2 separate regions of the Homo sapiens genome follow, and region 2 is linked to region 1. Evidence: chromatin loops called from intact Hi-C (ENCODE). Cell type or tissue: A673. All regions are shown on one strand.

Evidence for each region. Hi-C counts contacts between places; a loop is a spot of excess contacts. Peaks named below come from ENCODE experiments on the same cell type or tissue, not always from the same donor. Only the 100,000 strongest peaks of a DNase experiment are listed, where the experiment ranks them.
Region 2: a loop joins it to region 1, with 4 times the contacts of the local background. A loop is called at or near these places in 3 of 110 quality-filtered maps.

The regions. Positions count from the first base shown.
Region 1 is chr4:101,319,641-101,327,640 of GRCh38, forward strand. The region is part of intron 1 of PPP3CA (protein phosphatase 3 catalytic subunit alpha); the gene reads right to left. Among named protein-coding and RNA genes, the nearest start is that of MIR1255A, 6.8 kb to the right of the region's middle. In A673, no CTCF peak of the experiment used is centred here; DNase peaks (open chromatin) are centred at 4,631 and 5,171; H3K27ac peaks cover 7,518 bases.
Region 2 is chr4:101,031,161-101,039,160 of GRCh38, forward strand. It overlaps PPP3CA (protein phosphatase 3 catalytic subunit alpha), which reads right to left. Exons shown (of 14, transcript NM_000944.5): 12 at 1,107-1,204. Among named protein-coding and RNA genes, the nearest start is that of LINC01218, 160 kb to the left of the region's middle. RefSeq lists an enhancer at 566-1,100 and a silencer at 812-1,106. In A673, a CTCF peak has its summit at 3,057; a DNase peak (open chromatin) is centred at 7,051; H3K27ac peaks cover 582 bases.

The DNA of each region.
Region 1 (8,000 bases):
GGAGAAAAAGAAATCTCACAAATCAGTTAAAAAATTGAGGTAAGAATTTATTCAGGGATATTTAGAAGATGTTTTAGAACAGAAGTATAATGGTATCAATTGATGAAAACTGTTTAAATATCCAAGGGATAAACTTATATCAAGAAACCTATTTTAAATACAAAATAAATAGCATACTAAGAGTGATAAAGAAGACCCAGCAAAAACTCTTAAGTACAATTGGCTTTGTGGTATCATATATTATTAAGCAGACTACGTCATGTACATGTAGCCTTATACCTGAATTTCATCTCAAAGATAGCACCAGCTTTCTAGGATAATTTTGAAGACTATATAAGATATTGTGTATACCTGAATTTCTTCTACCCAATCCCCAATTTCCATACGAGTCAGTGAATAGAGGGACAACAAGCCAAAATATTAACAAGGATCATCAACTCTAAAAACAAAACAGTATCAGGTAATATTATTCTATCTTATAGAAACAACTAAGAATTCACACATGCACACGCGTGTACATGTACTCACACACACACACACAGAATCTGTAGTGAATTTTTTTTTTATTTCAAGAAGTAGCCTATTCAAAACTGTGATTTTAAGTTTATATTTGAGATTAGGCATTAGCATTAGGGAGGCATTCCCTATAAGCTGCCCAAAAACAACTAACATAAAATGTAATCAATTAAAATTAATTGTTTACTTGCATTGTTACTAAAACAGTATTATGTACTAAAGGAAGATTTTTCAAAATGGATCAGCATAGCTATGGCATAGCTTGAATGGTACACACACATACACAAAACCACTCATATGTATGTATGTATGTATGTATGTGTGTGTGTGTGTGTATACACACACACACACACACATACACAGACAATATGTCAATGTTTCCTCCAGTGGAGGGCGGAGGGGCTTGGATTCCAGGTGATTGGTCATGTTTCTTAGAAAGAAATAACCTTCATATAGAAAGAAACAATGCTTCTGGCTAAAAACCTTGCCTAAAACATGACATACAGCTATTCCTTCATTCCAAACTTGAGTTAAACAAGCAATGTTTCAATGTATAATTAAGCTGTCATTAGCTGGCAAACAGGCTGGCCTAACAAACCTGGACACATTGCCTGATCCAGGAGTAGGCATATGATCCGTTCAGAATCTTCGGGAGAGATTATATGATTCTGATGGATACCATGTCAGGCTTATTCTGAGATCTTTGTGAAAAGATCTCAGGTATTATTCTGAGATCCAGGTTAAATCCGGATCTACAAGATGGGTATTGTTGCTCCAGCATAAAAAAATGACTACAGGGCAGTGAAGCCACCTAAGAGGAAAGCATCACAGAGAGGTAAAGACAAGAAAAACATTGATGTTTGTGTATGTGCTTAAAGTCAAATCTAACCCTTGCACTTTCACTTACAAGACAAAGTATTTTTGGCAGGATTTAAGCTATTTTCTATCAAAAGACATGATTTGTGCTTCTATGTCCACCAGTGATCTGTGAGATCGAAAACTGTGATTCCATTTTCTCACCTACATTTTATAGATATAATGCTTATAAACAAACTCAAGGATAGATCTACAGAGGTAAACATGTCCATACACATATATTTTATATAAATTAACCCAAAATAAAAAGTAGAAACAGAAGTCCTCTGGTATAGCCGACTTACAGAACTACATTATTTAAAAAAACAGATATAGTTCAGAAACCACATATATTTGAAGAAACAAAGAAAAGAGCATTTCAGTGTTGGGTGTTACTGCAGCATGCAATATTACATCACTAAAACAATGAAAAGCAATCCTTGCCCTCAAGGCTTAAAAAATATTAGCAGAGACCAAAAAGTCTATCAGATGAGAATGAATGTCATTCCATCTTCGGTAATGACAATAAAATTTTTGTTTTTATTTTTTCCTTTAAATTTTCTTCCCCCAAAAGCTATCTATAAAAGGACTAGGGAGCAGGATTCACTTGTTGTTGTCATCTGGCATAAAACAAGGGAACCCTTCCAGGCATACCGAGTACCAGTGAATAAGCCTCCAAGATGGGAATAACAAATGAAGAAAAAGGCAAAGAGCTTGGTACTACGGCTGCACAAAGGTTCAAAACTAAGAGCAATAAAATTTTATGCAGAAACAAGAAAAATCTGAAGAGTCAAATGGTAGAGTGCAAGTGCCAAGAGAAAGGTGTTTTTAATAGCAGTACTCTGTGAAGAAAGAGGAAAAACAAGCCGACCAAAAAGGTGGCTGTTGCAACAGAGGATGTCTTCACTGCAAAGACCATTTATAGTCATTTTCCCTACAGAAGGTTGGCCCTTTCCCTCAACTCCAATTAAGAATAAGAAATCCTTGTTTCATTTGTCCTTTAACACTTCTGCCCCAGAACCCTTGTCAAATGAGCTCTTTTGAACATATTTAGGCTTTCTGGTTAAATGTTAGAGAAATAACAGTCACTCTCTTCACATAGCAATTTTTTCTATGCCAACAAAAACATGCCTAATCTTACCCATAAAAAATAGATAGCACAGTCTATTCGAAAATGCATGAAAATCACTACCGCTCTGGTCTAAATGTTATGTCTCCACAAAATTCATATGGTGAAATCCTAACCATCATCTTGGAAAATGATGGCATTAAGAGATACAGCCTTTGGGGTATGATTAGGTCATGAGGCCAGACACTCATGAACGAGATTAGGAAGTGCCCTTAAAACACAGCTAGAAAGTAGGCTCTCACCAAACACCACTAAATCTACTGACATCTTTTTTTTTTTTTTTTTTTGAGACCAGAGTCCCACTCTGTCACCCAGGCTGGAGTGCAATGGTGCAATCTCAGCTCACTACAACCTCTGCCTCCCGGGTTCAAGCGATTCTCGTGCCTCAGCCTCCCAAGTAGCTGGGATTACAGATGTGCACTAAACACCCGGCTAATTTTTGTATTTTTAGAAGAGACCGGGTTTCACCATGCTGGCCAGGCTGGTCTCGAACTCCTGACCTCAGGTGATCCGTCCGACCCAGCCTCCCAAAGAGCTGGGATTAAAGACGTGAGCCAACTGCACTTGGCCTCTACTTACATCTTGATCTAAAGATGCAGCCTTTGCATCCTCAGGAACTATGAGAAATAAATTTTTGTTTACAAGCCATCCAGCTTACGGTATTTTTGTTATAGTAGCCTGAATGAACTAAGACAACTGTGAAAAAAAGGTAATATTTAGTTAATATCACAATTTTGAAGAGACATAAAAATAGACACAAAAATATCTTACTGTAGAATAATATTTACTGTTGCTGTTTTTTGCTACACTCAGCATATATATGTGTGTATATATGTATCAATGTATTTAATTAATGAGAACAGCATTAAAATAAGTAAAAATAGAGCATGTATTTCTCATTAGAGCACTAAAATCTTCACACTTCAGCCATTTCATCTTCTGGGAAATAAATGCACTGGGCTAACATGTAGTCTTTAGGGTCCCTTGAAGGGCCCACATTTGACAGTTCTAGTATTCCTATTGCTCCATTCCTCCCTTGCTTGCCCTCTAACTTGCCTGCCCCATTTCCTCCATGCCTGAACTGAACACCTGTAGGTGTTCCTCAAATAGAGCGAAACTATAAAATGCTACTAATCTAATGAATTGTTTTTAAAATACTCAACTGTGCTACTATAGGGCTTTGGGGAAGGCAATTATTTTAAAGACTAAAATTTGGATTTATTCAGCGACTCTTATGGAAGGAATCTGAAATACTTCAACAAGCTAAGGTTAACTGTGTACGTGTGATGAGTGTTACTTGCTCCCTCTTCAGTCAAGGATGGACTGATTAACCCACTTCCCAATGTAATGAGGAGTAAATGGCGTCAGAATATATTTCTGAATGCCTTCTATCCCTGCTCAAATCAGGAATCCAATTTCCCTGATCAAAAATCCTATTTTAACCTAAATAATCTCTCAGATGTTGAAACCATTAGGTTAAGAGTCTATGCTTTCATATATAAGCCACCCTTTCTCTTTGAGGTAGGGAAATATTTAATAACAGTAATTATATCAGCAAATACTTATATAGCACTTAGTATGTGTCTAACCTTCTAACTACTGTATGCATATATTAATTCATTTAATCCCCATAACAACTCTATAGGTAGCTGCTATTACCGTGTTTTAATGACAAGAAAATGGAGGCACAAGGCCGGGCATGGTGGCTCATGCCTCCCAGCACTTTGGGAGGCCAAGGCAGGCAGATCACTTGAGGTCAGGAGTTCAAGATCAGCCAGGCTGGCCAACATGGTGAAACCTGGTCTCTACTAACAACACAAAAATTAGCCAGGAGTGGTGGCACACACTTGTAATCCCAGCTACTCAGAAGGCTGAGGCACAAGAATCACTTGAACCTGGGAGGCAGAGGTTGCAGTGAGATCGCACCACTGCACTCCAGCCTGGGTGACAGAGTGAGACAAAAGAAAGAAAGAAAAGAAAAGAAAGGAAGGGAAGGAAGGGAAGGAAGGGAGGGAGGAAGGAAGGAAGGAAGGAAGGAAGGAAGGAAGGAAGGAAGGAAGGAAGGAAGGAAGGAAGGAAGGAAAGGAGGGAAGGGAGGGAGGGAAGGAAACGAAACAGAGGCACATAATTAACTTGACCATGGCAACAGGGCAAATAAGCAGCAGAGCCAGGATTCAATGCAGGTAGTCTGGCTCCAGACCACTCCACCATATGCAACTAAAGGTAAGGAGCACATAGAAACTCCATTTCTCCCCACTGTTCCAGTTCCCTTTTGCTATTTCATTCTTTTGACTGCTTTTACTGAGTACTCACTAAATGCAGCTAAACGAACAAAGTATGTGCCTGGAACTAAATTCACTAACTTAAAGAAAATCAAGCAGCCATGCACAAACAGAAGAACATTTAAAAAAAATTAAAATACTTAGAATCCTATCCAGTGTAATGATGCGAATTTATTTAACAATTCTTGGTCCAGTTTTTGTCCATTTGGTATTCCATATCTCCCTGCCTCCCTCAGTGTAACTCTTCACTTGAAGGAAAGAATGGAACAACAAAAAAAAAAAAGACAATAAACTTTGGGGGCACTTTCATTCCCTACTGCCAAGTGAGGTAAGAACAATGAAGAAGTTCAGTCTTGCAAAAAAGGAAATTATTTTTTATGCCATCAGGAGCCAATTACCGACACAAGACTAAGTATAAGCCCGGAATTTCTTCCATCTTTGACTCTCATTTGGCATCATTTTCAATATATGATTTACAAGTTGAAATGTTCTCTTCAGTGTTAAGAAGCTGGAACAGAACACAAAGATACTCTACTCCTATAAAACTAGTGCATGTTAAAGCATGGCCAAACTTAAGAATCACTTGGGATGCTTGAAAAACAACAATAACAATACTAAGGTCTCATTTAGAGAATCTAATTTTTTTTAAAGGGGGAGGAAAGGAAAAAGATGCTGGAGGCTTACCTAGATAGTCTAATTTAATTGTTCAGGGACAGTGCTGGGCATTGGTAGCTTTAAAAGTTTTCCAAGTGATTGTAATGTGTGACCATGCTTGCAAGGCTGTTTAAATGCAACCCAAACCTTCTCAAACTTTAATATACATATAAATCACCTAAAGACCTAATTTAAAATGCAGATTCTGATTCAAAAGGTAGGGCCTGAAATTCTGTATTTCTACCATGCTTCCAGGCAATGCTGATGCTACTGTTATGTGGACCACACTTTTGAGTAGCACTGTTCTATACATTCCTTAACAAATCATAATTACTAAAGGTAAGGAATGGAAAAGATACCACAAGTCAAAGCAATGTGGAATATTTCATTTTTATGTAAAAGAGGTAACTGTTTTCAACAAGCAACTGGAACCCACAATAAATGATTACAGAACACAGGGCTACTGTTAACTAAATGAGTTAATATGCATAAAATATGAGGGACTGTTCCTAACCCAGAGTCAGTACTCAATAAATATTAGTTATTGCATTGATCTTTTTTTAACAAATGAGTGGCAAATGACGGCTAACCATATCAAGAAAACTCAATGCAGATATATAACTTATGTTGTAGAAAAAATATGGCTTCTACTGCTCACAGTCTTCATATTGTGTCATGCTCTTTTATACCTTAGGCCATCAGGTACAGAATTCTAAACACTAGCCTCACAGTTAAAATGTGCGCATTCATTAACATGATGTCTGGGATCGGCTTTAAAATACTTTGGCAAAGAAAAAAGAAGAGTAATCCTAGCACTTTGGGGGGCTGAGGTTAGGCGGATCACTTGAGGTCAGGAGTTCGAGACCAGCCTGACCAACATGGCAAAACCCTATCTCTAATAAAAATAAAAACATTAGCCAGGTGGGGTCGCATGTGCCTGTAGTCCCAGCTACTCAGAAGGCTGAAGCAGAATTACTTGAACCGAGGAGGCAGAGGTTGCAGTGAGCCGAGACTGCACCAATGCACGCCAGCATGGGCGACAGAGTGAGACTCTGTCTCCAAAAAAGGAAGGAGGGAATAAAGGAAATGTAATAAAATCTCCATAAGTAATCTATGGGATAGGTATATGTGGGTTAACTGTCCTCCTAACTCCTACATATATCTGACATTTTTTCAAAATAATTTTTAAATGTTCTGTTTTTCAATTCCAGCTTGATCACTTACTAGCTCTCTGATCATGAGAAAATTATTTAGCATCTTTGATTCACAGACTTCAGAACAGATTTCCATATTAACCTCCTCACAGGATTACCTTAGGGATTAAAAGAAACAGTAAAAATAACTGACACCAAGTAGGTCACATCATAATGATAAATTTAATTTTAATCCAAATAGCTCCAATTTTAAGAGAAGCAAAAAGAATGGTAATGTGTTTCTAAAATGCAAACAGGTGAATCTTAAAGACTGAAGAGTGCCATCTTCTTGCCATTTCAGCTTTTTCTACTGCCTCTTAACATTCTAGACTAGATTCCATCACAAACAGCAACAGGTAGCATTTAATGAAGTCTCCAAAATGCCGTGTCCTGAAATAAATGCATCAAAATGTTTCTTGCATGACAACACAAATCAACTAAGGGTAGCCTACAGACAAACACCACTTCTAGCTGCTATACTATTCTCTGGTCTACAAGTAACATAAGCTTTTCCTCCCACTCACTCCCTTCATTTACAAACATCTCTGAACAAGTAGCTGGGGATAACAATTCAAGAGAAAAGAAACCTCTTAAATATAGGCTAAATAATCAAAAGCAAAAGATCCCTTCTGGGGCTAGCTCTTCACAGGACAGAAGTTCAAATATGAATAGGCAGTATCTATCTGCCTATTCTGAGGCATAACTACAAAAGCATTTTAAAATATACATTATTGTGATAATTCCACCATTCTTGAAATAAACCAAATCACTCACAAAATCTCACTGTCGGAAACCTTGTGAAGAAGAAAAGAGGTAGACTTTCATCCATGTGGTCACAATATACAGCTCAGCATAAGAGTGAAAGGGAAATAATTATTTAAAATAGTGAATGTACAGAAAATAATTTACGCACATTTCCATTTTTTAAGAATATGGAGAACAGTCTTACTTCTGTCCAAGACAATTGAAGTCTAATCAAATATTGTGACTGAACCAAATATTGTGACTGAATGGGATTCCAGTTTGCCTCTCTTCCATAAGAAAAAATTCTAAAACCTGGAATCTACTACAAATATGTTAACCTCTCTCATTAGCTCAAGGAAGAACAAAAACAGTGAACTTAGAAGCTGTATTTACTAGGGGAATTCCCAAAAGAAGAGCTCTCATAATCTTCTACTTTAAAATTTCACTCATAAGACACAAATTAAATCCACATTTGTGGGAGAAAAAAAAAAAAGACAAACAAAAAATCCAAGCATGTTTCTTACATATTTTCTCACTTGGTTCCCATGTACTACCACTGGAATGTTTAATCACTGGTTATTTTACTTTGATATTCCTATTTGAATACAGACTTACCTGATATTTTTT
Region 2 (8,000 bases), 290 kb before region 1:
TACTATATTCATGAAGTTGATCATTACTCTTCATGTAGAAGTTTATTGAATAATATAAATGAGAATAGTGAGTCTTCTAGGTTGAAGGGCAGGGACAGAAAAGAAAATACAAAAAAGATTCAAAGAAAGATACAGGAAAATAAGCAAGAGGCCGAGAATGTTTTGAAAAATGTTATAGCATATTTTCATTTTAATTTTTTTCTGTTAAAGCCTCATCTAATAGCAATCTCCTATTGTTAAAATTGTATTGTATGTAATAATAATAGTAGTTAAAATTGATAACAAATGTAACAAAAGTGAAAGAATATATAGGACTGTGCTGCTAACATGGTAGCCACTAGCCTCCTGGCTTATTTTAATTAAATTTAATATAAATTAGATAAAAGAAAACGTTTAGTTTCTTGGTTATATTCCCTATATGCTCAACAGTCATATGCGGCTTCTGTATAGATACAGAAATTTCCACCATCACAAAGAGCTCTGCTGGACGGCACAGGTCTAAGGTCTAGAAAGCTACACATTTTAACACAAAATCTGTATTATAAAGGAAATGTTACTCTTTTTTCAAAAATAAAATGTGGTTCTATTCAGTCTCTTGTTTTCAATTGATAAATCAGAGAAAAGACACAAATGGCTTCCAATTTCCATTCAAGAGGATAATGAAATCATCTCCTGAAAATCTAGACATACAGGTATATTTTAGTGGTTATGTGTGTATGTGTTATCTCATAAATGAAACATAACCAGAATACTTATTAAAAATGTGATTAAAAAGTTGTTTTTGACAACGGAGTGGCTCAAAGTAGTCAAACCTATTGTGCATGTAGGCAACCTAAATGAGTTGTCCTGTAGCTAGGCTGAATATGTAGATTAACATGTGAATGAGGGAATGGGGGAAAGGTGGAGTAAAGACCACATTCCAGAGAATGAGGGAGCTATTATGTTGGACATGACTGATCAAACTGATTGGGGTTTCAGCCCTTCTGCCAGCTGAGAAGAAGAACCGAAGACCAAGACAGAGCTTAAATGAATGAATAAATCAGGGCTCTAATGACACAGCTGACTGCGATGCCCCAGCACACAGTCATACCCATCAGCCTGCTTACCGCTTTGCAGGGTTTGCTTCCCTCCAGAAAGTACTCCGCTGGGGAGCATGCCAGTTGGGGTCAAGCCTTTCAGCGTCAGCACACTCTCACTCTCTTCTCTGGAAGGCACAATGAGGGGCGACATTAACTTTTAATTTCTTTTGTGAAAAAGAAAGAAATGACTGAAAGGAAAAAAAATGCATATAAGCACCCACATTTCCCTCTATCTTGGCTCTCCGGATCTTTTTTTAAAATTTTTTTTAACATACTTTATTTTAATTTATTTATATACCAGTAATGTTCCATAAACGATTGCTACCATAAAGTTTACATTATCCAATTAGGGAGGTTCTGTTTCTTTTGAGTATCGAAGCTAGATAGATAAAGAAAACCATTTTGATTTTGTAATCAGGCATCTCAATACAAAGTGTTTGTTGTGCATTCTGTATGTTAAAAGTGAGCCATAGAGAATGCTGATGTTAAGTTTTTCAGCCAAGGCTCAGCAAAAATAAGGGGAAGTGATTTGATTTGACGGAATAAAAAAACAGAGCATATGGAGATTGAAAAAAAATCTGATTTGTGGATTAGGGAATCAGGAATTACATTCAGTGGACTTTGAGAAATTAAGGCATTTAGTAATTTAGATGTTACATGAAAAACACATAAAATAATGGCAAGCAGCCAATAAACCTACTGGTAAAATTTCCCAGATTTTTTTTTTCAGTCACTTTCCCCACTGATTTGCTAATATAAAATTATTTTCTTACTCAGCATGACAATTGTTTTACAATCAATCAGTTTTAAGTACATCATTATTTTAATTATATTTATTAATTACTTGACACTATTAATCATTTTGAATTGTTAAATCCTCATAATTAAATAACCATGACTAAATAACCACTCACTCTTTCCACATAGCAATATTGCAATCCTACATAACCAGAAAAAAGTCTTTAAAATACAAATTGTATATATACACATATACACAAACATACATATATTTGCGTGTATATATACATACATAGAGACACACACACACACACAAACACACACACACACACACACACACACACACACACACAGGGAGAGAGTTTAGTATGTAGAATTATCTACTCCAAATTTTTACGAAGGTGTCTCACGTGACTCAAACAGAATTCCTGAACTTCTCCCCATAACCTGCTGCTTCCACAATCTGTCTTCAACTCAGAAATTAGCAGTTCCATCTTTTAGTTACTTAAGAGTAAGGGATCACTCTTTAACTCTTTTCATCCTAATTCTATATCCATTATATCAGCAAAAATTGAGGGCTCTACTCTCAAAATATTTCTAGTTTAACCATTCTCACAAGGCTACTACTGCATCTCTTTTGATAACAGCTTTTTTGAGATATAAACTTGGCACAGAATTAACCTAAAGTGTTAGGATTCAATCAATGGTCTTGAATATATTCACAGAGTTGTACAACCATCACCATAATCAATTTTAGAACATTCTCATTACCCCCAAAAGAAACTTCATACCCATTAAGCAGTCACTCCCTATTTCCTTCAGCCCTGTATCACTTCTAGTCACTTTCTGTAGATTTGTTTCTCTTGGACATTTCATATAAATAAAATAATACAAAATACAGCCTTCTGTGACTTCCTTCTTTTGCTCACCACCAGCATCACCTACCTGGATTGCAGGAGCCTTCCGAATGGTCTCTCTGCTCCATCCGAGTCACACTCTTGCCCCCTCCTCCCACAGCTGTTCTCAGTATGGCAGCCAGGGTGAGGCTTTTCATACCTATGCCAAATCCTGTCACTTGTGTATTCAGAACTCTCTAATGGCTTCTCCTCTCCTGATGGGTGAAAGGGAGGTTTCACAAAGGCCTTAAAATAAACAGCTACCCCACACTCTCCTGTTCGCACCCATCTCTTGGTCAACATTTCCTACCAATGTCCACTTTCCTTAGACATACCCAGCACACTCCACTGAGGGGCGCTGCACTTTCTTTGTCATCCTCCTGCCCTGGCATCTGTGTGGCTCACTCCCACTCTGCCTTCTAATCTTTGCTCCAATATCGCCTTCTAAGCAAGAACTTCCTTAGGAATGCCATTTAAAATAATAATAATCCCTTTCTCTACTCTTTCTCCCTTTGCCTATTTTATTTTTATCTAAGGCACTTATCACCCTTGAAAAACGATACAGTGTGTTTACTTGCTTATTTCTGGTCTCCTGTCCACTCCATTCCCCTCCTGCCATGCCCCCACCCCCTCCCCCAGCTAGACAAGCCTCATGAGAGCAGGGGTTATTGTCTGCTTTAATCACTGCTGCATCCACAGCACCCAGACTAGAACAGTACCTGGTACATAGCTCACATTTCAAAAATATTTGCCAAAAATAAAACAGTAAAAGTTGAATGGAGAATGGAAATGTTAATCCATATTTTAGATTTCTGTATCCTCTACTGCAAAGTTTACTTAAAAATAATAGGTTTGAGATAATTAATTATTGTTTATTTTCATGCATGTATTTCAAACTTTTTAAGCTTCTGTGGTCTGTCAAACCACTAGAGGTCCCATGAAGAAATACATTGAATGATAATATGAGTTGGGAAAATTGGGAGTACCTCTAAAGAACGAACACAATTTTCTTTTACATTCATATTCAAAATATGGCTTTTGCCTCATGAGTGATTATAATTCCTACATACAAAATCTTGGTGTCAAATCCTGTATTAAATATGGGATTCAGGCTGGGCACCGTGGCTCATACCTGTAATTCCAGCACTTTGGGAGGCAGAGGTGGGCAGATCACTTGAGACCAGGAGTTTGAGACCAGCCTGGCCAACATGGTGAAACCTCGTCTCTACTAAAAAATATATAAAAATTAGCCGGGTGTGATGGCATGCTCCTGTAATCCCAGCTACTTGGGAGGCTGAGACATGAGAATTGCTCGAACCCAGGAGGTGGAGGTTGCAGTGAGCAGAGATCGTGCCACTGCACTCCAGCCAGAGCGCAAGAGCGAGACCGTCTTAAAACAAAACAAAACAAAAAAACAAAACCCCCCCAAAAACATGGGACTCATCAAAAAAAACAATTACAACCCATAATGCTCTGAGAAAGCCAAGTAAATTATTAGCTTTTTACCTACAAAACTCTTCTGGTAATCTGAAGTATTCTTTTTAATCTTCAAAATTTTAATTTTGTACCAACAGTAGGAAGATCTTTTTGGGAAATCACATCTTTGTGGGGGTCACACTCAGGCTAACATCTCAGTCATAAGACTGATGTTGGGACATCATTTAACTTTCTTGGGCTTCAGTTTCCTTATCTATAAAATCACAACTGTAATTATGGGATTTCCATGAAGATTAAATGATACACTGTTACAAAAGCCCCAGCATAGAAGATGGTCATTTTCCTTCCTTCCTTGCTCTTTTTTTCTTTCTTGTTCAACCACATTCCTTACTTCCCTTAATTGTGACTGCCATTCCTGCCTCACACGGAAGCCATGCCCTCAAAGGTTTCTAGCAGCTTCTTCATTTTTCAATTCCAACTATCTCTGCTGAATTCTCATTCAAACTGATATCTCTGCAGTAATTTCCTCTGATGACCATGCCCTCCGTCCTGAAAGACTCTTTGCCCTAGGTGTTGTAATGCTTTTTTCTCCTGCTTCTCCTTCTCCTTCTCTGACATCTTTTCAGTTCCTAGGCTGATCTTTTTCTTCTATCTCCAGATCCGTGCTTTCTAATATGTAGGCCCCAGTTACATGTGGCTGTTAACCACCTGAGACATGACTAGTCGAATTAAGATGTGCTGTAAGTGTAAAATACACATGGGATTTCAAAGATGTAGTACAAATATAAGAATAGAAAATGTCCCTTTAATAAGTGTTATATTGATCAAATGTCAAAGTGATAAAATTTTGGAGACTTGTGTTAAACAGACTGTATTATAATAATTTCTTTAGTTTCTGTTTCTACCCCTTTTACTGTGGTGTCTAGAAAATTTAAAATGACAGATGTGGCTCACATTTTATTTCTATTGGAAAGCAATGTTCTGAAGAATTCTTTATTTTTCTCCTCTCACTTTTCACGCTATCCTTTAGCAAGACCATCAGCTTACATTGCTGTACTCTTGTCTCTGTGTTGTTTACTCTCGTCTACATTTCTTTTTCTTTCTTTCTTTTTTTTTTTTGAGATGGAGTCTTGCTCTGCTGCCCAGGCTGGAGTGCAGTGGCGCAATCTCGGCTCACTGCAAGCCCCGCCTCCGGGGTTTATGGCAGTCTCCTGCCTCAGCCTCCTGAGTAGCTGGGACTACAGGCACCTGCCACCACGCCCAGCTAATTTTTTTGTATTTTCAGTAGAGATGGGGTTTCACCATGTTAGCCAGGATGGTCTCGATCTCCTGACCTCATGATCCACCCGCCTTGGCCTCCCAAAGTGTTGGGATTACAGGCGTGAGCCACCGCACCCAGCCTTATGTCCACATTTCTAACCCTCGCCTCTCTCTGAACCTCCAGGGCAGAATTTCTAAGTGCCTCTACATAAATGCTCTGCCAAATTCAGTGCATCCTACTCTTCCCGATAAATACCTGTTAGGTATTTAAATTGAAAAGTACTTCCTCTTCTTTAGACAATGGCATCCTATCAATGGCATAGACTGGAACCCCTGTAGAATATTCTGGAATACTTCCTCTCTCTTGTAGCCTCTCATATAGGTAAGGGTTCTCACAGCCAACACCGGAAATCTATTCTGGCTAATTTTAACAGGAAAGAGATATATTAAAGGTATTAGAGAGCTCACAGATCCAGAGAACTGGGCTTCGATGCTCTGTAGCTGGGAAGGGTAACAGTACTTGTTCATACTGTGGGGTGGGCTCCATGAAAGGCTTGCCACTGATGTTCACAGCCAATGCCAGAGCTCATACTAATGCTGTGTAGTTAGCTCCCAAAATGCTGAGGTGGAAGCTCTTCCACTGCTGGCCCATGAGATTCCACACCTGACAGGACAATTGTTGTCCTGCCTTGCTGCTTCCTCATGATGCTCAATTTGAAACAAAGCCTTGCTTACATGCATTTATCTGACTGGCAAACCCTAGGCAACAGACTTGTATTTTATCTGCAAGGACTGCTGAAAGACAGTTTTCTGGTTCCCTTATAAGGTTGCACATTTCCAAAACGTAAGAAACATGTTGGGCAAGTATACCTGACAAATTTGTACCACATTCCACATTCATTAATCACGTCCTGTTTTCCCAAATTCCTTGTATTTGTCCTTTCCTTTGCACTTCTCTCCCCATAGCCTGGTCCAGCCTTTTGCTGGGATTACTTCAAAAGCTTCCTAAATGGTTTTTTTTTTTAATTTACATTTTATTTTATATTTATTCACTTTTTTCATTATCCATACGTCACCTTGCTAGCCAATCTTCACGTTGCAATTAACATGTATAGTGAAACATGGGTTAGAGCATGCCTCTAATCTCACGAAAATAATTCTACAACTCCTGATTGCCTACACACACAAAAATTAAATGTTTTAACATGCTATTCAAAACACTCAAGGATATGGACTTCAGTATATTTTCAGTCTCCTTTTAAACTAGATTCCTCACTCACCTTCATGTCTTTTGCTAGTCAGTCCTTTAATACATTTAGAATTCATTACTAGACTACTAGTATTGCTAAGAATTTATACTAGACTACATAGCACAGTTTTGAGTAAGACTCTCATTAGTGTTGCTCCCCAACTGAGGGAGTTTGGACACTCTGCTTAGCCTCTCTCAGATTCAATTTCCTCACAGCAAAGTGAAGTCACCACAACCTTGCAAGCTTCCTGTGTCGATGATTGTCAAATGTGCATAACATGGGGCATGAACCTGGCACTTAGCAAGTGCCCCATAAAAGGATGCCATTGATAGTGCTCTTAGGATTGTGTGGCTGTGCTCCTGATAATTTTTCCACTTCCAGGAATGCCTTCACCACATCTCTCCCTGCCCTGGAATCCAGCCTATCCTTCACAGCACTCCTCCAATTTTAACCTCTTTATGAACACTCCAGTCAGGAAACACAAGGTTCCTTCCTGTCTAATGCCACAGCAGGGTATCTATTCATGTAGTTATTTAGCACACACTTTTTTTTTCTTTTTTTTTTTTTGAGATGGAGTCTTGCTCTGTCACCCAGGCTGGAGTGCAGTGGCGCGATCTCGGCTTACTGCAACCTCCGCCTCCTGGGTTTGAGAGATTCTCCTGCCTCAGCCTCCTGAGTAGCTGGGATTACAGGCACGTGTCACCATGCCCGGCTAATTTTCGTATTTTTAGTAGAGACAGGGTTTCTCCATGTTGCTCAGGCTGGTCTCGAACTTCTGACCTTGTGATCTGCCTACCTCGGCCTCCCAAAGTGCTGGGATTACAGGCGTGAGCCACCACGCCCGGCCACTTTATTTTCTTTTGTTAGTTTATTGTCTATCTGGCTGGCATTCCAATTTGGTATCTAGATTGCCTAATTCAGTGCATGGTATACAGTTAATGCTCAATCATTATTTACTAAGCTTAACTTACTTTTTTCTGGATAGGATCTCTCTATATTCTGCATATGTGTTATGGATGCTTTTATTATAGAAAAACAATAATATAGAGCTTGCTTTTATTTTCTATTAACATGTGCAATTTTAAGTCAAGTCACTCATCACTGGGTTCAAATAGTCCATTTATCACGGGATAGTCATGGAAATTCTAGAGCTGTTTTTACTTTCCCTCAGAGACTTCAGACAGAATAAGAAATAAAAGCATTATTGGTAAATCTGAGGCACAATAAATAAACAAGTGTTTACTCAGAATTCCAATTAAGCTTATGACCTTCATATACGCCTTTGTCCCCACAGAACATTTTTCTAGCCATACAGGCCTCCTTGTGGTCCTCAAAACTGC